Regions from separate parts of the Mus musculus genome. Here region 1 is linked to region 2. A link is a loop called in an ENCODE intact Hi-C map of the cell type or tissue named here. Cell type or tissue: left cerebral cortex. All regions are shown on one strand. Each heading gives the region's core, and the rest is flanking DNA. Links, peaks and the distances in the headings are about the cores only.

The links. A loop is a pair of places that touch in the nucleus more often than their neighbours do. Peaks named below come from ENCODE experiments on the same cell type or tissue, not always from the same donor. Only the 100,000 strongest peaks of a DNase experiment are listed, where the experiment ranks them.
Region 1: it touches region 2 in a loop (5-fold over the local background); 22 of 42 quality-filtered maps call a loop at or near these places.

What each region holds. Positions count from the first base shown.
Region 1 is chr4:106,904,074-106,915,842 of GRCm38, forward strand. Ssbp3 (single-stranded DNA binding protein 3) reads left to right here and starts at 7,397. Exons shown (of 18, transcript NM_023672.2): 1 at 7,397-7,839; 2 at 8,830-8,902; 3 at 9,132-9,193; 4 at 11,572-11,656. The coding sequence starts at 7,784. It overlaps Gm52672 (a long non-coding RNA gene), which reads left to right and starts at 1,044. Exons shown (of 3, transcript XR_003955091.1): 1 at 1,044-1,157; 2 at 2,489-2,606; 3 at 3,280-3,519. In left cerebral cortex, for the core only: a CTCF peak has its summit at 8,396; DNase peaks (open chromatin) are centred at 5,022, 6,302, 6,827, 7,390 and 1 more place; H3K4me3 peaks cover 4,858 bases; H3K27ac peaks cover 2,957 bases.
Region 2 is chr4:106,984,862-106,992,861 of GRCm38, forward strand. All of the region lies in intron 4 of Ssbp3 (single-stranded DNA binding protein 3), which reads left to right. Among named protein-coding and RNA genes, the nearest start is that of Gm12786, 38 kb to the right of the region's middle. In left cerebral cortex, for the core only: CTCF peaks have their summits at 3,332 (motif pointing left) and 4,952; DNase peaks (open chromatin) are centred at 3,298 and 4,970.

The DNA.
Region 1 (11,769 bases), core at 3,770-11,769, 77 kb before region 2:
ACTCCTTACACCAGTGGACTCACAAAGCGATTGTTCCTTAGCATTTTGTTAGTTAGCAGACCTAAGTCACCCACGTTGAAATATGCATAAGAATCTCTCTCTCTCTCTCTCTCTCTCTCTCTCTCTCTCTCTCTCTCGACGGGATCTCAACTATCCCAGGCTGGCCTTGAACTTGGTATGTAGCCAGGGCTGATTTTGAACTCGTACTCCTTCCACCCCAGTGTTGGGATTATCAGTTTTTTGCCTCTATACTCAGCTCTTTTTGAAAATGTTTAATTTTCTTCCTTTCTTCCTTTTGAATACAGCGTCCCCTCCTGTAGCTCATGATCTTCCTGCTTTAGCCTGGCTTCTGATTACAGGGCTATGTCACCATGCCTCCTCAAAATCGCCTTCCCTTTCCCCTTCTGCTATGATCCCTCCTCCTCTCCCTTCCTTTATAAGGCTGAATACTACTCCATGAGGTGTACCATTGTATTTACCCATTCATAGGTGGACATGGGGGTCATTTTCTTCTCTCTCTCTCTCTTTTAAAAAAAGATTTATTCATTTTATGTACGTGAGTACACTGTTGCACCCTTCAGACACACCAGAAGAGGGCACTGGATCCCATTACAGATGGTTATGAGCCACCATGTGGTTACCATGTGGTTGCTGGGAATTGAACTCAGGACCCCTAGAAGAGCAGTCAGTGCTCTTAACCGCTGAGCCATCTCTCCAGCCCCATGTGGGTCATTTTCGTCCTCTGGCCCTTGTGGCAGTGTTGTTGTGGACACTGATGTGCAGCTGGACTCCTGCTTTTTGTTCTCAGAAATAGAAATGATGGCTCTTGAGGTAACTTTCCGCAATGTTCTTCGCAGAGGTCGTTACATTGCCCACCAGCAGTACAGATGGATTCCTATGTCCACCAACAGTACAGATGGATTCCTACATCTCTACATCCTCAACTCTCCTCACTTCCTGTTTGCTGTGTGTGGCCTTGCTTTTCGGTAACCGCCACCCTGCTGGGTATGACCCCAGTCTTTGCTCATTTGCCTGCTTCCTGCACTGTTACCTGGCAGCGCCCCCTTAGGCAACTCCTGTTTTGTGTCATGCGCAATCTCTGACATGATAGCAAGCAAGATGCACAGAACATAGGAGCCTTCTGCGGCTACCGTGAGGTAAGGGCCAGCTATCAATAATTCTCCCTGGCAGAGCTCTTCCTGCCACCAACTCCCCTCTCAACCCTCTCACCCACGCCCCCATAGTTTCTTCCTTTCATCCTTTAGAACACAGAGTTATGGTCACCTCTCTGGAGAAACCCTCCTTCCCCACCGGCCTTCATCCACCCGATCAGTCTGCTGTTGTTTGCTCTTGTCTGGGCTGTCTGGCCCTCTCTTTTTTGATTGCTCCTAGCACTTGGCACAGTCTGTAATGACTTAAGTACCTGCGTGCCTGCGGAATTAACCTTGTCTTTTCTGCTGGCCTCTTAGCTCCACACAGAAGGGTCCTTGAGACATCAGCTTGCTCTCACTATTGTACACCCATCGCTGACCAGTGCACCACCAAGGCCAGGAGTTCAGAATCCCCTTGCTAAATGAATCATTCAGCTTTAAGATAAAGCCCCCCCCCCCCCCCGAGTGCCCCAACCCTAATGAGGAAGGCAGGTGAGAAAATAAATAAATAAATAAACATATACTCTGGCAAGTGGTGATGGTTGCTATGGAGAAAAGCAGACTGGAAGTGACCAGGTGTCTTTCTCTGGGCTCCTTAGGGAGGGAGTGGCGCTACTGACCTAGAGGAAGTAAGGGGCTGCCAGGGAGTGTGTGTGTGTATGTGTGTGTGTGTGTGTGTGTGTGTGTGTGTGTATGTGTGTGTATGTGTATGTATGTGTATGAGGGCACAACTATTAAGAGAGCAGAAGTGAGAACAGAGACCCCACAGAAGGCCAAGTGGAATGAGGAACCACTGTAGTCAGTGGCCACTTCTAGAAGCCATTTGGACATGGCCTTCTGATAGTTACCTATACTCACGGAGCACATAGTAGGTGCTTTCTAGCTCAAACTAGACCCATCCTATACATTTCCTAAAACGTGTTTTACTACAACATCGAATTATGATGTCTACTGAGAGGCATTCCAAAGCATGTTTGACTTTAAACTCCAATCCACTTTCTTTCTTCTTTAGCAAAACCTGTAAGCATCCTGCCTCTGCCTGTGAGTGCTGGGAATGAAAGGCCTGTGCTACTTCCTTTTGGCTTGGAATTATTATTATTTTTTCTTTTCTTTTTTTAAATCTCATTTTTAAAAAAGATTTATTATTTATATGTAAGTACACTGTAGCTGTCTTCAGACACACCAGTAGAGGGCGTTAGATGTCATTACGGATGGTTGTAAGCCACCATGTGGTTTCTGGGATTTGAACTCAGGACCTTCGGAAGAACAGTCAGTGCTCTTAACCGCTGAGCCATCTCTCCAGCCCCCTATTTTTTTTTTTTTTTCTTTTTAAACAGGGTTTTATGTAGCACAGTGAACCTGAAACCTAGCCAAGGTTGGCTTTTAACTCCTGAACCTTTCTGCCTTTACTTCCTGGAGTGCTGGTGTTATGATCGTCAACCAGGACCACACCAGGTCAAACAGTTCTACAGAGGGGCAAGGTGGTGGCAGAAAGAGAATGGGAGGAAGAGGGGGTGAGGGGGAGAGGGGGAGAGGGGGAGAGAGAGATAGATATGGGGCCTTTTTTAATATATGGGTGATGACGTGACAGGTAAAAGTGGGAGGTGAGCCAAGTGGATTCTGGGAATATGGTGGCTGTTGCCTTGGCAACAGGTGTTCGGTCCCCCCTATGTGATGTCATGGGTTTCAGAGGTCCTGATACCAACAGCTGGAATTACAGGCATGCACCACAATGCCTAGCTAGTGACCATCTCTTTAAAAAAGTTTTTTTTTTTTTTCCTGAGACATGGTTTCTTTGTGTAGCTCTGGCTGTCCTAGAACTCACTCTGTAGGTCAGGCTGGCCTCAAACTTAGATCTGCTTGGCTCTTCTTCCAGACTACTGGGATCAAAGGCATGCACCAGTACTACCTGACCAAAAGTATGAATTTTTGTTATTTAAAAATTATATGTATATGTCTGTGTGCTGTTGGGCCCCCTGGAGCTGGGATTCCAGGTGGCTGAGAGCTGTCCTAACGGGGCACCAGGAGCTGAATGCCAACTTTCTTCAGCCATAGCAACTACTCTTTCTTACTTGCCCCCTCTCCAGCCCCAATGGTCATCTTTTTTTTTTTTTTTTTTTTTTTTCAGTTTGCAGAAACTTTCTCCAGTCCTGACCTCTTCTTTGCTCCCCATCCATCCAGATGCCAAATAGCCTGGAATGTGACTCCCTATCTTTCCCCTAGTTCTGCCTTCAAGCCCTTGCCCTGGACAGTAAGACCCTCACTACCCAGACAGGACACGCTCCTCTTGGGCTACCTCTTGCCCAAAGGCTTCCAGCAAAGCAATGGGGACTTGGAAACCAGGTCTTCAGACGCTGGAATTTGCACCCTTCCCAGGGAGCCCCTAATGCCCGGGGGTGGGGGGGGAATTCCAGCCCAAACCCGGGCTGACTAGGGGCTGGCCAAGGCTTCCTGCAGAGCTGGTGGCGATTTTGATGGAAGAATCTCCGTAGGATTCCCTGGACTGTGCTGGGGGCAGGAGGGGGGAAGGGCTGGATGCTAACTAAGCTTCTGTCCCAACAGGCTCAGAGGGGAGGAGGGCTTAGCCTCCAGCAGCTGTGAGGAACACCACCACACCACCAAGAGAGCTGAGAACCAGCCAGAGGAAACCAGATACCCTGGCGTCCTTGGCAAGCACGGCTTCCTTGGGTTGAGCTCACTGGCTTCAGGTCTCTTTCGACTGCTACCTTTCCAAGGCCTGACCCGCTCCAACCCTCCGCAGTCTTGGGAGAGGAAGAAGCGGGCTAGTTTTTCATCTGTCCTGATCCTTGTTTCTTTTAGCATCGTCGCTGGATGTGGCAGTCCCCAGTGGAATGGCAAGCTCCCTCACCCCAAGGAGTGGAGTCATGTTTCTATGGGGGTGGAGGGGGGTGTGCTTAGTGGATCGCACTCAAGTAAGGTGTAGCCTGGTGCCTGGCACTCGGATCTGGTCTGCTGGAGGAGTAACTTACTTGCAGCCTGGAAGCTTCGGGGTGGGGGGTGGGGTGGGTGCACAGGAAGTCCCTCAGTAGGGGATTCGACCGTCCAGCTGGAGTAAGGAAGTCGTGTGTCACAGGAAGAGGCTCCCAGCAGAGAGTTTTACAACAGTGGAAGCCTCACAGGATAAGTGGTTGTGTTTATGTCTGGGTTACTACTCTGTGCTCGGGGTAGCGTATGCTACATAGTAGGTGTTTAATAAACAGGTTCTGAAACAAAAGGATTGGGAGAGGAGAAGTTGAAAGAAATGGCTTGGTCACTCTGGGATGTGACAGTATAGTACTTCCAGGTGGAAGAGGCTGTGGTGGGTGGGGCTTAGCAGAGGGCGTGGTCTGATCTAATCCTATTGTGGGTGGTGTCAGTTTCTTATCTCTTCACCCAGCCCAGAGCTACTTCAGGCCTGGGGTGTTGTTTTTTTTTCCTCCCCTGGGTCCCCTGGTGTCCCGTTAGGTCCGAATACACACAGGTATGGAACCTGTGCTGGGTTCAGGAGATACCCAGATGATTAAAATGTAGGTCTTCCCTTTCTGTCTGGTGGGGCAGACAGACAGTAAACAAGTGGCTTACACAATGGGCTGGATAGAGGGAGGACTTCTTTGTAGGTTCAGTTGAACAAATGAGATCCAAGCTGACGGGATCGGAGCAGGCAGTTTTGGAAGGCGCTATCTGTGGAGGAGTGTTAGGTTTTGAAGATAGTTGAGAGAAAGGGCTTGGGGTGAGGGGCATTCCAAGTAGAGGTGTCAGCCCAAAAATGTGCTCTAAGGGAGGCAGGAGAACCTAGTGGGAAAAGATAAGTTAGGGGCAGAAAGGCCACCTATGGGTGTTTGGGCCTGCTTATGATCTGACTAAGACTCTGGATAACTGCCAGCTGCAGCATGCTAGCTGGGGCTGGAGAAAGGTCTGTCTTCTAGGGAACCCTTTAGCTGCCTCTCCACTGCCAAGAGCTAAGACACCTCCCTCTGGTCTCTCTGCCTAGGTTCTCTCACTGTTTCCTTTAGCCAACCAACCCACTGGGAGCCTCACTCTGTCAAGCCTCCACAAAGGGCAGACCACAGAGATTCCGAACAAACAGCCCCCCCCCCCTTCCTCTCACACATGCCCAGGAAGGAGGGGCCAGTCCGTTTGCAAAGGAGAAAAGGCAAGAGGAATAGTAGCCTGTTGGAACATCAGACTATCCAGAGATTTTAAAAGACCCCTCCTCCCCCAGACCTTTGCCAGCTGACAGGCGAGGATGAGCAAGGGGCTCTGAGGTGGCTCAGCTCTTGGGCTGCTAGGCATGGCCAACCCGGAGAGGGGGCTTCGGCAGTGGGCCCCCGAAGGGCAGTGCCTTCCCTCCCCCAAGACCCAACTGGTCCTCCTCATCTGCGGGACCTGCAGACACCAATGAGTCACTGTGTTGACAAACCATCTCTGACCATTCCTAGCCCATCAAAAATGGAAGTCCAGAGGAAGGGTATGAGCAGACCGATTTAATTAGCGCGGGCTCTAAAGGTACCTTAAGTTGGCCCTATTAAATTAAACTGCCTAGGGGGAAAAATAACTGTAATTATTTCCTTTTCTCTCCTACCATTGTATTTCAACTCCCAACCTCCACGCTTCTCCCTTTCTTGACAAGACAACCTTTAAACTAGGGGCTGGCATTGGCATCCCCAAACTAGGTCTCAGTGTTTCTCTTTTCTGCCCTTCTTCTGTCTGAGCTCTGGTTTCTAGCAGAGAGCAGAGTCCAGAGGGGTCCACGGTGCTTGGCTGTATTCTAATTTAGGGAGGCTGTTACAAGTGTAGAACATTATTCCAAAAATGCACCCGGAGTCTCCTTCCTGAACCAGTGCAGATCCGTTTGCCGTGGGGCATTTCTTTTAAAAACCCCTTTTCTCTCTTCGGCAGGGCAAAAAAAGCAAACTTTAATGGTAGGGAATTATTGTTTATTTTGTTGAAATCTAGTTCTGAGTTTTCCTACTTAAAACGTGTTTTCCCCAGGACACTGACCTATCCTTTAATTGTTTGGTGTGAGGCATGTTAGGGGGAGGGGCGTTACTTGTTTATTGGAACAGCGCAGTTAAAAAAAAAAAAAATCAACCTAGGCTAACAGTTTCAAGGCTCCCCTAAAGATGTATCCAAACAGGCAGCCAATCAGCGCTTACACAGCTTTTCTGCTTGACTCTTTTAAAGAGACAGTGCCGACAATGTTTTATCACATTTAAAGAGAACCGCGCTCTAAAAACAGTATGAAAATGGGGAGCCATCCCTTATCTCACCAGTTTTTGATTTGGAGACTCCAATGAGAATACACTGCAGGTTTTTGGGTTCCTCGAGTGGACAGAAAGGAGTCGTGAGCAAAAAGCTTGGTCACTCTGCCAACCCCCCATTTCCCATTGTACACCTGGGTCATTGACAATGGAAGCTTCCCCTCCCCCCACGCCCGACTCTGGTCCCCTACTCTCCAATTTAGCTCCATTTATTTGAAGTTTGAGATTTCTGCGGCGCGCATTCCGAGTCGCGAGGCGTCCAGGTGACGTCCCTCATCCAAACGGAACCCTTTCCCGTGGAAAGGCGAGAGGCTAACTTGCCAGGGCTAGCAAACCTCAGAAATTTGAGAGAAATCAACTCTCTTTCCCTCTAGTCCAAGACCTCTTTTCCCTCCTACAGCTTGCCTGGAGCACGCCAAGGGCCATTTTCGCGCGGCTCCACTTTGGGGTTTCCCAAAGTATTTTAACGATCTAGTAAAGAAGCAGCCGCGCGCTTTGGCGCCAGCTTCGGCCGCCCAGCTCCGCGTGCAGCCCTGGCCGGGGCTCGGGAGGCAGGGCTGGGCACAGGCAGCCCGGGGTGGGGCGGAGAGGGGAGCAGGGCCGGCCGGGGTCCTGGCCCGCTGAGGGTACGCTCAGCACGGGGAGGCGGGGGCGCTGGGGGCTAGGCCGACGCGGAAAGGGGCGCGCCGGGCCAGCCGGGGTCCGCGCCTGCTGTCGCAGCGCCCAGTCCCCGCCGCGCCGGCCGGGTGCTCCAGTCCACGCCCGAGCCCCTCGAGTCACCGCCCCACCCCAACGCCAAGGCTCGCCCCCCGCTCCCCCGGCCGGGGCACGAGCGGGCAGCGGCTCGCGGAGGAGGCGCAGCGGGACTGGCGCGGCCGTGCTGACAGGCGTCCCTCTCGGCCTCCAGGCCCGCCCCCGCGCGCCGATTGGCCGCCGCGGCCGTCCGTCGCGGGGCGTGGACGCCCGCCGCGCTCCTGCCGGGGCAGCCACGTTCGGTTGAGCTCCAAGTAGACCAGCGGCGGCGGCGGCGGCAGCGGCAGCGGTGCTGAAGGCGCAGAGGGCGGCGCAGGCGGAGCCGGGCGGCGGGCGCGCGGGCCGCGAGCAAGCGAGCTGCAGGCTTCGGGCGGGCGGCGGCGCAGCTCAGGCCGAGCCGGCGCGGGAGGAGTTCCAGGGCGATGGGGCCGCGGCCGGGGCTGACGCTTTGACAGCTGGAAAGAGCGCGGAGCCTGCGCCTGGGAGGGAGGGAGCGCGGCGAGCGGAGTGCGAGCGAGCGGGCGAGCGCCGGGAGGGGGCCGGGAGCAGGGCAGCTCGGGAGACCGGACGGTAGCGGCGGCGGCGGCGGCGGGCTCGGCGCCCTCTTCTCTGCAAGCCATGTTTGCCAAAGGCAAAGGCTCGGCGGTGCCCTCGGACGGGCAGGCTCGGGAAAAGTAAGCCTCTCGCGAGTGGGGCCGCGCCGCGGGTGGCGGGAGGCAGGTGGGCGCGGGGGTCGCGCCGCCTGGTGCCCCTGGGGCCCGGGTCTCTGCCCCGCGGCGGCGGCGGTGGCGTGGAGAGCCCATTGTTGGGCGCCGGCGGAGGCTGGGGCACCCTGAAGGGGCGGCAGGGCAGCGGTGGGCGAGGGTAGTTGGTAGGCGCGGGGCAGAGCGGGCGCGGGGGTCCGCGACGAGGGTGGGCGAGGTCCCACTCGGAGCCGGTGCGCTCGGCCCGCTGGGCGCGGGGCCCTTACTTTGCCCACCGAGTGCGGGCAGGGGGCGCGTGGCTTTCTGCAGCCCCGAAGGCTCCTTTTGTCCGCCCGCGGCGTGAGGAGTGCGTGCCGGGGGCTTTGTTCGCCCGGGAGCGCTCTCCCTACCCAGCCAGCGGCCTCCCCGTCAGCCCGGTGCGCTCCGGGGCGTCCGGGCTGGGCTGGGCTGGGCTGGCGGCGCCGGCCCGGCCCCAGGCTTGGGGGACAGTTGTTTGAGGGGGAGATGCTGAGGGCGGCGCTTTGCTGCCCTCTCCAGAGCGCGCCAAGTACCCGGACTGGGACCGAGTCCGTTCGGACCCCAAAGCTGGGCTAAAGCAGGGAGCTGAAGTGGGCTGGGAAAAGGAGGGTGGCTCAGGCAGGGCTCTTGTAAGGGGCTTGCGAGTTTGCGAGACCTAGGTGGGTTTAGTCCCAGTGCCACTTGGAAGTTCAAGTTTGGGGACCGGTCTCCGGCTCCCGCGGCTTGGTGCAGCTTGTCTGTGGTACCCACCCACTAGCTGTTCTGTCTGGGGTGATAGGTACTCACCTCTTGTCGTGGCCACAATGGGATGGCACAGACCGGGCTCACAGTCACTGGCAGGGTCCAGAGCGAGCCTTAATGTGATCTGACCTCTCTCTCTCTCTCTCTCTCTCTCTCTCTCTCTCTCTCTCTCTCTCTCTCCTCTCACTCCTCACTTTCCAGGTTAGCTTTATACGTCTACGAATATTTACTGCACGTAGGAGCACAGAAATCTGCACAGACCTTCTTATCAGAGGTGAGTGGGACTCCTTCTCTTTCCCTAGCATCCAGTTTCTTGACACCCCCTCCTCCCCACTATTCTTAGAGCCTTTGTTTTCAGGAGCAGCCACTGTGGCCACCATTTTGAATTTTTATCACCTTTTGGCATTTATTGTTAGTTGGTCTTCACAGCCTTTTGGCTGGGGAAGGCCCTGCGTCCCCCTCCTTTCTGCCCCTCTAAGCTGCCTCCGCTCCCTCTTTTCTAGATTCGATGGGAAAAAAACATCACACTGGGTGAACCGCCTGGGTTCCTGCACTCGTGGTGGTGGTAAGTTTGTGTGATAGTTTTGTGTGTGTGTTTTGTTTTGAGGTCCGGGTCCAAGTGAACAAAGACGGGGGTCCAGAGCAGGCCCTCTACCTTTAGCCTCTGCCTCCTACGGACAAGCACCCCTGGGTGATCTGACCAGGCTTGGCAAGGGAGAGTGGGCAGAAGAGGCTGCGTGCTGCCTCAAGTTTTTGCTGGCATTTCTCCGCCTGTGGGGACTGACTGAATTTTGTTATGCTTTTCCATCTCACTCTGGGGCACCAAGCAGGGGGCTTAGAAAGAGCTGGAAGGGTTTTTTTTTGTCAATCCTGCATGCTGCTTTAATTAGAGGAGTGGGGGCAGGGCGGGTGGAGGGGACACCAGGTCCGTTCTGCAACTGGCCTGTCCCTTATGTTTGCGTCCAGAAACGCCAAACCTTAAGAGGTCTCCACTGGGCCTTTTCCAGGGACCATGAGAAAAGCAAGAAGGGCCGCACTTCCTGTAGAGACACTGATTCAGACTGACTGGACCTTCCTTTTCTCCGTCTCCCCACCCCCCCAGCATCCCTGCAACCACAAAGCCTTATTTTACTGAGAACCTTAACCAGCCAGAGGTGGCCTGGCAGGATGCCTGTAGCTTGTTCAGGACCGGCTCTCCTTATCTTTGACCCTCTCTCCAGGCCTGAGCAGCCTGTGGTCTTTTTTGCAGGCAGGAGGGAAGCTCAGGGTCAGAGCCTTAAGCTAGTTGTCTTGAGTGTGTGACCTGGATGTCTTGTGGGGCTGATAGGTGGACTCTTTCACATCCTTTTGAAAAGGAGAAAGGAGGAGGGGTGGCTTTTGATATGTTGGTGGAGTTGAGTCAAGTGTAGTGTCGTTGGGATGTTAGCACTACCTGACTGCCAGCTCAGGGTACTGTTTCAAGGCTCTTTGAACATCGGGAGGATGAAGTGTCTGTTCTAACTTGTGCAGACAAAATGAGTTTTTAATGGCCTTTGCCAACCACCCAACTGCCTGGTCGGAGGAGGCGGGTGGTGTGGCGCAAGGATTCCACCTGCGGGAGTGGGTGATAGGTTGGCTGTTAGAGGTGAGCGAGCGTGTTGATGGGATTGATGGATCTGAGTGCTGTGGGTCTTAAAGAAACTTGGGCTTGTGGGTAGACGTTATTTTGAGGGTGCTGGGAATGAGGGTGTCTTGAAGTCTTTGCAGTGTGGGCTTTCCAGGAAGCAGTTTTGGAGGAGGAGAGTAGTCCCTGCCTCCATCTGCAGTTGTGCAGAGACCTGGTTGTCCTGTGGCTCCTGGAGTCAAGTCCTGTGGCTTTTCAATCCTTGTTCCAGGAGTGGAAGGTTGGCTGTACAGGCTCAGGTTGTGGTGGCTGTTAGGGGTTGTGGTGGCTGTCAGGGGTTGTTGTGGCTGTCAGGGGTTGTGGTCTCTGGCTTGTTAGGATGTTTACTCTGCGGCTGTTTTTGGGGGTGGGTGGGTGCTGAGGATGGGTTTTTGTTCTAGGCACTCCTTGAAGGGGGTGCTTTCTAATGACAGTGGAGCTTGCTGTGATGGGGCCAGCGGCATTGGACCACAAGTCAGATTAGACCTCAGTTTCAGTGTTCACTGTGCCCTTCAAGCTGGGTTTGGCTAGGCCTTGGTTCTGGTATAGGGCGTTTCTAAGGTCCTGTGTTTGTGTAGCACTCTCATAGTGGAGACGGCACTTGTTCTGTTCTTGTGACTGTGGAGTGTTGGAGTGATCACAGAGAATTACAGAGGGTCTTGAGTGCTGTGCCCTGGGCTGCGCTCACCCTGCCCACTTTCTCTGTACTGGATGGGTGCTGTCTGAGGAGGCCCTTTTGCTTAGTGACAGGGGTAAGGTTCTTGGTTGTCACAGCTCCTTCTTTTTGCCTCATAGACAGGTGGGGATGCAGGCTAAAGGATTAAGAACCCATAAGGCCTCCTTCATTACTGGAGTCACCCAGATTGCGCTGCAGATGAATCATGGTCGTGTTCTGACTTTTGACAATGTAACCTTTTTACATTACGCTGCAGCCATTTTGGTTTGGGGTGGTGAGAGGGACAGAGCCCCGAGATGGGCAGAATGTCATCCAAGTCCCTCTGTGGACAAACCAGGGGCGGGCCGTGCTGACCTTTGTGAGCTCTAGTGACTGCTAACCACAAACAGTGTCACTGATGGGAGATACCCAGCATAGAGGAGCTGCTTACATGGCAGCTGTTACAGACGTCTGGCTTGCCAGGAGCGGTTGCGTCCAGTTATCTTATGTGCTGAGTTTGTCCAGTGCTGTAAGGTAGGATGGAGCCTTTGGGAGAGCTGGTGCTGTACCATGCGTCCTGTACTCCCTGTTGTGTACACAAGTAATAATTAGTAACCTGATCTTACTTTGTTTTTTCTATTTGCAGTGTATTTTGGGACCTTTACTGTGCAGCTCCTGAAAGGAGAGACACTTGTGAACATTCAAGTGAAGCAAAAGCCTTTCATGATTATGTGAGTAACAAATTTTTAATCCTGGCAATAATTACAGGGTTGGATGGCTCTAACTTCTTTAGTATCAAAAGCGAGTGCACAGCCAACTGGCAGTGGTCTTTATTTCCTCCTCG
Region 2 (8,000 bases), core at 1-8,000:
CCCTTCCCTCTTATCCTGCACTCTACACAGCACTGCAGTGAACACCTTTGCAGTTCATTCTCCATGGCTTCCTTGGGGTAAATCCCCAGAAGTGACTGGATGAGGAAGGATGGGCTCATTTCAAGGCCCTTGACTTATTTGTTACACAGACACAGGCAGTACAGAAAGACTTGCCCTAACTGTACTTTTACTGTGGTTTAGCTCTTCATAGATACTGTTGTAGCTCTAACTACCTACCTTACACACTAGCCTGCTTGCACAGCACTTGGTATAGGTGAAGTGCAGTAAGCTCTCCGTTATCCCATATTCCAAGAAGTAAGAAGGGAGTCCCAGGTGGACCACACGTGACCTTGATCCATTGTGCTGGATCAAGATGGCTGCCTACGCTTTCTCTCAGAGATGGCAAAAGGAAGTAAGCTGTGGCCTAGAGAGCCTGACTATCAAGAAATGAGTACCCCAGGGCTGGCTTTGTGCACCGAAGGCTCTAGTATAAACCCTGATGCATCATTTTATTCAAGAGTATTTGTGGGGCCTCTTGGGCACCAAGCTCAGTGGGACTGGGAGATGGAGAAGAGCCAGCAGTCACTCCAGGCAGACAGAATCACACACAGGGAATTTCTATATGACGTGACAGATGGTTGGATAGGGTGCCATGGATGATCAGGGCCAGAGTGACAAGCTCTGCCTTTCTTTTGTTCTTGAGATTTTAAACTCCCTTCCCCCATTCCTGCTGATTAAGGGAGGTTAGGCTCCTATTCCCTTCTTGGCCAGTACATAGGTAGCTTTTGACTGCATGGGCTTTACACGCCAGACGGGGCAGCTTCCTCTATACTGGTGTGAGACCCAGCTCTACAGACTTCAGAAACACCCTTTGACAAAGTAATTTTAAAGCAGAACCTAAAGGAATTTAAGTTCAGTATTCTTGTCTTGGCAACTGTAACTTCTCATCTAGTTAACTCCTGTACCTGTGCACTTAACCATGTGTCAGGTGAGGGCCCAGGGTGACAGCCATGTCTCTGCACGTCACAGTGTGTGATGTAGAAGAGCCTTCTTGTGGACCTGAGAGCTCAGTGAAATGGGGCGCCGCCCTCCTTTCTGATTGTCCGTGATGCTTGTGCTCCATAGTAGATCCTCAGAACTTCATTTCACTCTCCCTCCCTCCCAGCCCTGCCAAGTAATTCTCTGCCTGGAGACTAAGTCCAGGTTGGGAGCTGGCAAGGAGGAGCCTCGGGTTCATCAGGGAGACCTGGCTACTGGCTCCAGCTCAGTTCCTTGTTGCCTGTCTGCCTTGGTTCCCTCTGTCTCCCATCTCAGCCACTTGGTTGCCTCCTAGGTCTAAAAGTAAAGGCCCTCCCACTCCCTGCTCTGGAGTTTCGGAAAGCCCAGCTCTCTGAACCTAAGCAGCATCCACTCCAGACACAGGGCAGAGGTGATGTTTGCAGAGGGAGGGCTGCCTAAGACCTCACACTTTACACTTTCCATGTGAGGCCTTGGACATTGACTCCAGGGCACAGGCATACGGTTGAGTGCGGTGTGTCCCTTGCTCCCTCCCGGGTTCTAGCTGAAGATAGGAAGGCCAGAGGCAGAACAGCCGACCGGATTCTCAGGCTTTAGAGGAGCGTCCTGGGGCTGTGCTCCCAGCTGCCTCCCATTGTGCTGGAGCCACGCGGTACAGCCCCCTCCCCCAGATCTTCCTCTGGAGAATAAACCATCAGCAGGATTGATTACCCTGCAGGTCCCTAGGCCGCTGTCTCTGGCCTGCATCTGGAGCTGATTTCTGTGGCTTGTAGACCCATTGTCTTGGATGGCTCATTTCCACAAATCAGAGTTGGCTCCACTGCCCTAACCCTAGTGTGACCCCAGATGCATGTTTGTTCGTCCAGTGAACACTTCCTGCTTGAGGAGGGGGGAAAGGCTGAAGTGCACATGAGTGGCTCCAGAGCCACCTCCCTGCTCTGATGCAGACAGGATGTTCCTTCCCATCCCAGCCCCTCCCTAGCCTCCCACCTAGGCCTGCCTTTCTGAAGTAGATTCAAGGAGGATGCATATTTTCAGGAAGTTGGATCCATCACCTGGCACCAGAGGGGAGACTCACAGTCTAATAGCTCCCACAGGGTGTAGTGTTATAAGGCTCTGTGTCTCCCACAACAAGGTGGGAGCTACAAGCAGCCCCTGGCATGGGCTAGGAGGTTTGAACTAAGTCAAAGGCGGCAGCAGCTTATTGGCGAAAGTTTCTAGCACTGTGAGGATCAGTTGTCAGTGGGGCTTCCTTGCACACAGAGGGACTCACTGAGATGTGTCACTATGCAGGGGTCTAGGGGGACTGGACACATGCTCCATGTTAGCCCCTTTAGCCCCTGCTCTGGGCTGGGGGATTTCATGACCTTAAGTTTGTCCCTTCCTTTTTTTTTTTTTTTTTTGGTTTTCGAGACAGGGTTTCTCATTTCTCTGTATAGCCCTGGCTGTCCTGGAACTCACTTTGTAGACCAGGCTGGCCTCGAACTCAGAAATCCACCTGCCTCTGCCTCTCGAATGCTGGGATTAAAAGCATGCGCCACCACACCCAGCAAATTTGTCCCTTCTTGTCACAGTTTTTGTTTGTTTGTATGGTTGGGTTGTTGGTTGGTTGTGTGTATGGTTGGTTGGTTGGTTGTTGGTTGGGCTGGTAAGATACAAAGCTCTCAGGATCTACCTGTCTGTACTCTCCAGTGCTATAGTAGGGCACAGGTGGCCATGCCCAGCTTTTTGTGTGTGTCTTCATGCTTACACAGCACGTGTTCTTACCCACCAAGTTGCCTTACTGGTACGGCTTGTGTGCTGACAGGAATTTAGCTTGTCCTCCACTTGAAGACCTTAGAACTTGACTACAATGTGGGCTCCGGGTGCAGAAGGCCTGTTCCTTCAGTGCAGTGAGTGGCCTCTCTTTGCCTCTCTTCCCAATGGTGATGGAGGATAGAAGCCAGGATGGCTCAGCCCTGTGGCTGGCTGACTCACTTCTGATTAGGGACCTGTGTGGCCAGCGGCTTCCTGCCATTGTTTCCACAAGCTCTTTGCAAGCTCCTCTGTCTTTACAAGCTAAGCTCCACAACAGGTCCTGCGAGTTAGGGAGTCCCAAGAGCACACCAGCACCCAGGGTTCTTCAGGAGCTGCCTCTGGCATTTTGGGCTCATCCTTTCTGGCTTTTGTTCAGGAAAAGAGAGCCCTTTCCGTGGGCATTTGAGCTGCCGTGTGTCGCATGTAGCCTGGTCCTATCTCAGACTCTGGAGCTTGGTGGCTGCCCATGATCAGACCTTCACTTTGCTGCCCCCTTCTGGGACAACCAGCTCTCTACTCAGGGACCGCCTTTGCCTGACCTTCCTCACCCCAGGAAGCAGTATGTCCAGCTGCAGAATTCTTATTGCTTGAGAGCCCCAGAGAAATGGCACTAGGGGTGTATCCCTTCTGCATACTCCTTCCAAGAATGAGGACACATGATGCTTCCTGTAGGTGCCATCACCCCCATCCTCAAATCCAGACCCAAGGGCAGGCAGGCAGGCTTATCCTACCTATCCACCAAAACCTTTCTCCTTGGTGAGACCCATAAGTCGGCCTCTTAGAGCAGGGTGGGTCACTGGCTTGTCATGTGGTGTAGGATACCACCTACAGTTGTTTAGTAGCCCAGCAGCAAAAATGCAGGAACCTATAAAATAGTGGAGGGAAGGAGGAGAGGGAAGGGGAGTGAAAAGGCAGAGCCAGAACTGCAGACCTTCAGAGTCACCCCTTGTGAACCCGACCCAGCAGACCTGCTTCCCACCCGGCTTCTTCCCTCCCTGTGGTCTGGATCCACCCGGCCTTGTAGATTGCATCAGGGAGCCACTTACCCCCATTAAAACTGGGAGGGCCAGGGAGGGAGGAAATGGGCTAGGGTGTGTTGGGAATGTTTTAGCTAATGCAGGGAGTGCTTTTTAAAAGGCAGGTAGAATTTTTTCTTTATAGATCAATTAAAAACCCTTCTTAAAATTAGCCTCTGGGAAGGTGTGTCAGTGGGCTCTTGTTTTCTTATGTCCCACACTCTGCACATCCTCCCTGACAGAAAACCTTAAAATTTTTCTTTCAGAGGTGACCAGTGTTTTTAAATGCCAGGTGATGACCAAGGGAGAGGGACCTTTGACTAGGGTTAAAGTACTGTCCTGGGAGGGTGCGTAGACTCCCTGTGACTCCTCTGGGCCATACAGCTGGCGGGCAGCAGCAGGCACGAAGAGGAACATCTCACCAGAGCCAGGCAGATGGTGTTCACCTGCTCGGGACACACTCCCTGGTCCGGGGCCCTTGGAGTTGCTGAGATAATAACAGACAGCTGCCAGCCCTGGACCTAGATCTGCGGGCATTCAAAGGCATACAAGGTGCAGGGAGACAGAGCCTGCCCAGGCCTCCCCACCCGCCAGGCCCTGCTTTTGTTTGAGAGTTGTGAGCCCCTCCTTTCCCGCACCAACATCCGAGCAACAAGAGCGCTTTAATGGAGGACAGTTCTGTTTTGGAAACGACAAGAAAGCTCCTTGTCAAGTGTGACCTGGCCTTTCCTTTGTCTTGCCTCCCTTCTTTGTGTGTGTCTCCAATGGGTTTTGTTCCAAGGGGCAAAGGAGCTGGACATGGATTTGGTGTGTTCCTGCGGTTTTTCTTTCTGTTTTCTTTTTTGGCAGCAGCTAAAGCTTTTGGTTATTTCTGAGTACAGGACAATTGGGGAGTTGGGGATTCAAGACCACTCCAGTGTCTTTGAGTTACTGAGTGGTGTCAGCAACAGCGAGTGGCAGAGAAGCCAACTTTCTGACCGCCTGGAGATCTCTCAGCTCATTGTATATGTGCGTAAGGACAAAAAATTTCTCATGGCCTTCAGTCCATAGGGGCATTTGCCCAAATATCCTCAGAAGGCAAGGCTAGCTGTTTCAGCCAGCACTCTGCCCTCTAGCTGTGCTCAGGAGGAACTGGTATTGCTTGGTTACCGTGTTAGCCTCCTCCACTGCCAAATAGGTCTGTGCTGGCCAAGGTTATCTGGACCTGGCTCCATCCAGTGTGGGCACTGTGACCAGTGATATTGGGGGGTGCTGAGAGGCAAAATTGGATGTTACTTCCCCCAGGGCAGGACTCAGGCCTGACTCCTTCAGGCTAAGACTCAGGGCAGCTTAGTAGAGGAGTGGTGTTAATAAGATTACAGAATCAGCTTGATCATCTTAAATGCCCCAGCCAGAGCGCTCGATTGTGTACCTGTGCTGGCACCTCTGAGGTGTCCTCAGTTGAGTCACAGGAGCTTGTTCTGTGTGTGCCCCTTAGGGCTTGTCAGAAGAGCAGTATAATTTAGTTGTGGTGATGGCTCAGTCCAGCATTTCATCTCTCTCTCTCTCTCTCTCTCTCTCTCTCTCTAATTATCCCAAGCTAGTGATATTTGTCTTGCATGAACCTCCAGACAGAAATTGTCTTTTATTACACGTTTTTTAAAGACTAGGGTTTTTTTTCTTTTTTAAAGGTTTATTATTTTTATGAGCATTGGTGTTCTCTTCCTCAATGGCTTCGAGGGCACAGAGCCTCAGGAGCCAGAGTTACAGACCACTGTGAGCTGCCATGTGGATGCTGGGATTTGAACTTGGGTTCTCTGGAAGAACAGCCAATGTTCTTAACCACACAGCCATCTCTCTAGCCCCAAAGAGTAGTCTTAAATGGGTATCTCTCAGTCCAGCTCTCTAGGGCCACATAGTAAGACCCTGTCTGCAAAACACACAACAAAACAAAACTGCAACTTAAACAAATCTCTGACTTACTAGAAATCAAAACCCCTTCTACTCTTCTTTTTATTTTAATTATTGATGAATGTCTCTGGTGAGACTTTTGACTTTTTTTTTGGATTGAGTTGAGCTTGAAAATGTCATCTAATGTATTTTTACAAATACAGGAAGAATGAGACAGACAGACAGACATACACACACACACCACACACACCACACCACACATGTGTGCAAGCCTGTACGCAGTATGATCTGATGACAGTCAGTAGGCCTAGGTGTCAGCTGGGGAGCGGCAGGAATGCTGTTTGATCTTTGCTTTTTGGAGCCCCAGGGTTGAAGGTAAGGGCAGAAAAGATAGGTACAGAATAGCAGCAGCAGTCCTCAAGATGTCAGGGTCCCGGCCCTCGCTCCTCTTATAGCTTGCCTCCCCACTTATCTCTGGTGACCTAGGTAAGAGTAAAAATGGCTGGTGTGTTTTTGTTTGTTTTCTTTTGTTTTGTTCTGTTTTTAAACTTCTCTTTGTCAGGCTGGTTTCAAGTAATTCAGCACTTGCTAATTATGAACCTGGTGTCCTGGCCTGAAAATCCCTGCCTGTTTGAACTTGCAGCTTCCCAGTTCCAGAAGTGGATATATGCTCTTTGATACCAGCCCATGGCTTACAGGATCCAAAGTGTGTGTCCTCACACTGCTCCCATTCTTACTTGGCCAGTGTGTCATGTCTACTGTCTGGGCAGTGTACAAGCACAACTTGCATCTATAGGAACTATAGAAACGGGTGGATGGCTCTAGGAAAATATGAAATGAACCAGACTGTGGCCAGTCTGGCTAGAAGGATGCCAGCAGGTAGTGACAGGTAGAGGGGGAACTCCATCAGTAAGTTTGGGAAAGGTTGCTGAGGAATGTACGTCATATTCCACTGGGACATAGGTCAGCATATTCACACATAGGGAGGATAATTGACTGTCAGTTCATGGGAAGCAGTTTGCAGGTAAGAGCCCTGCTAGGCAAAGAAGCAGATGAGGGTTCTAAAGTGAGGGCTTCTTTCCTGCTATGGTTGGTTTGTTTTTATCAAGAGTACCGAGTCTAGGGTTCCCTTGCTTCTGTTCTAAGAGCAGGCGTGGCCCTGGGCAGGAAAGGAACTTTCTGCTCTCCTGATCTGTCTCCACCCAGAGATGGATCTAAACTGTGCTTTCCCCAGCTGTGACATCGGAAAGCAGGAAATCTAACCCCTGGGATGTGTCCTAGGTAGGTGCTGTGTCCCTTAAGAAAGTGAAGAGGGACCAGTTACCTTGAGACAAAGGCACCTCTCCTAGTCAGCCTCTGCTTCTCACTGGTGAGAGAGGGAGGGCTCTTTCCTTCTCAGTTGAGAAGTCGTTTAAACCAGCCAAGGTGGTGCCTGGTCTCCATACTCAGGAGACTGAACTAAGGGAATCCCAGATTTGAGGCCAGCCTGGGCTACATAGTGAGATGTCTTAATGACAACAAACAGATGTAATAGCCTAGAAGTCCATGAGTTCGCTCCTTCATGGTGATGGTGGCACTATTGTTTTTCTGGGTGTTGTGAATGTGATTATCTGTGCTGTGTGAGACCTGCCTACAGTGGCAGACCTGGGATGTTCTCTGACAACACCCACTGTTCAGCCTCTGGCCTTTCTCTGATAGCCTTTCTGCCTCCTGGCAAACATAGGATGATACCTACCTGACTGTGGTGATGACTGAGGGAGCCTGTCTCTGCCCTCTTGCTGCCTTCGCCTGACCCTTGGAGCTGTTGCCTAGAATGACCTGCCCTTCTGGAGCCCTGCCTGTTCTCCCCTCTTTCACATACCCCCTCCCCCACCCTGCCAGGACATAATTGGCACTTAGAGCATGACCATGTACGTGAATCCTTTGTAGCAAGGGATTCCAGGAAGCACCAGTAGGACAGTGAATAAAGAAACAGGATTTGCCCAGTGAGTGGCAGACCTGTTTGGGGCTGTTTGGCCTAGGACTTTCTCTGCACTTTACTGTCTGTACTTCAGAGTGATCTAAGAGCTGAATGAGAAGGTATTTGCAGAGACTGCACAGGTTGGCACCTTAGGTATTGAGAAGTCCTGGTGAAAATACTCGTTTGTGAAAATACTGAGCCAAGGTCTCTTTGGTGGCAGGACCTGTTCTATACTCCTAGAGCTGGATACCAAAGTGGGTGCTGTCAAGGTTCCTGAGCAGTGACACTAGTGTGGCATAACGGGCACAGGCCACAGCAGG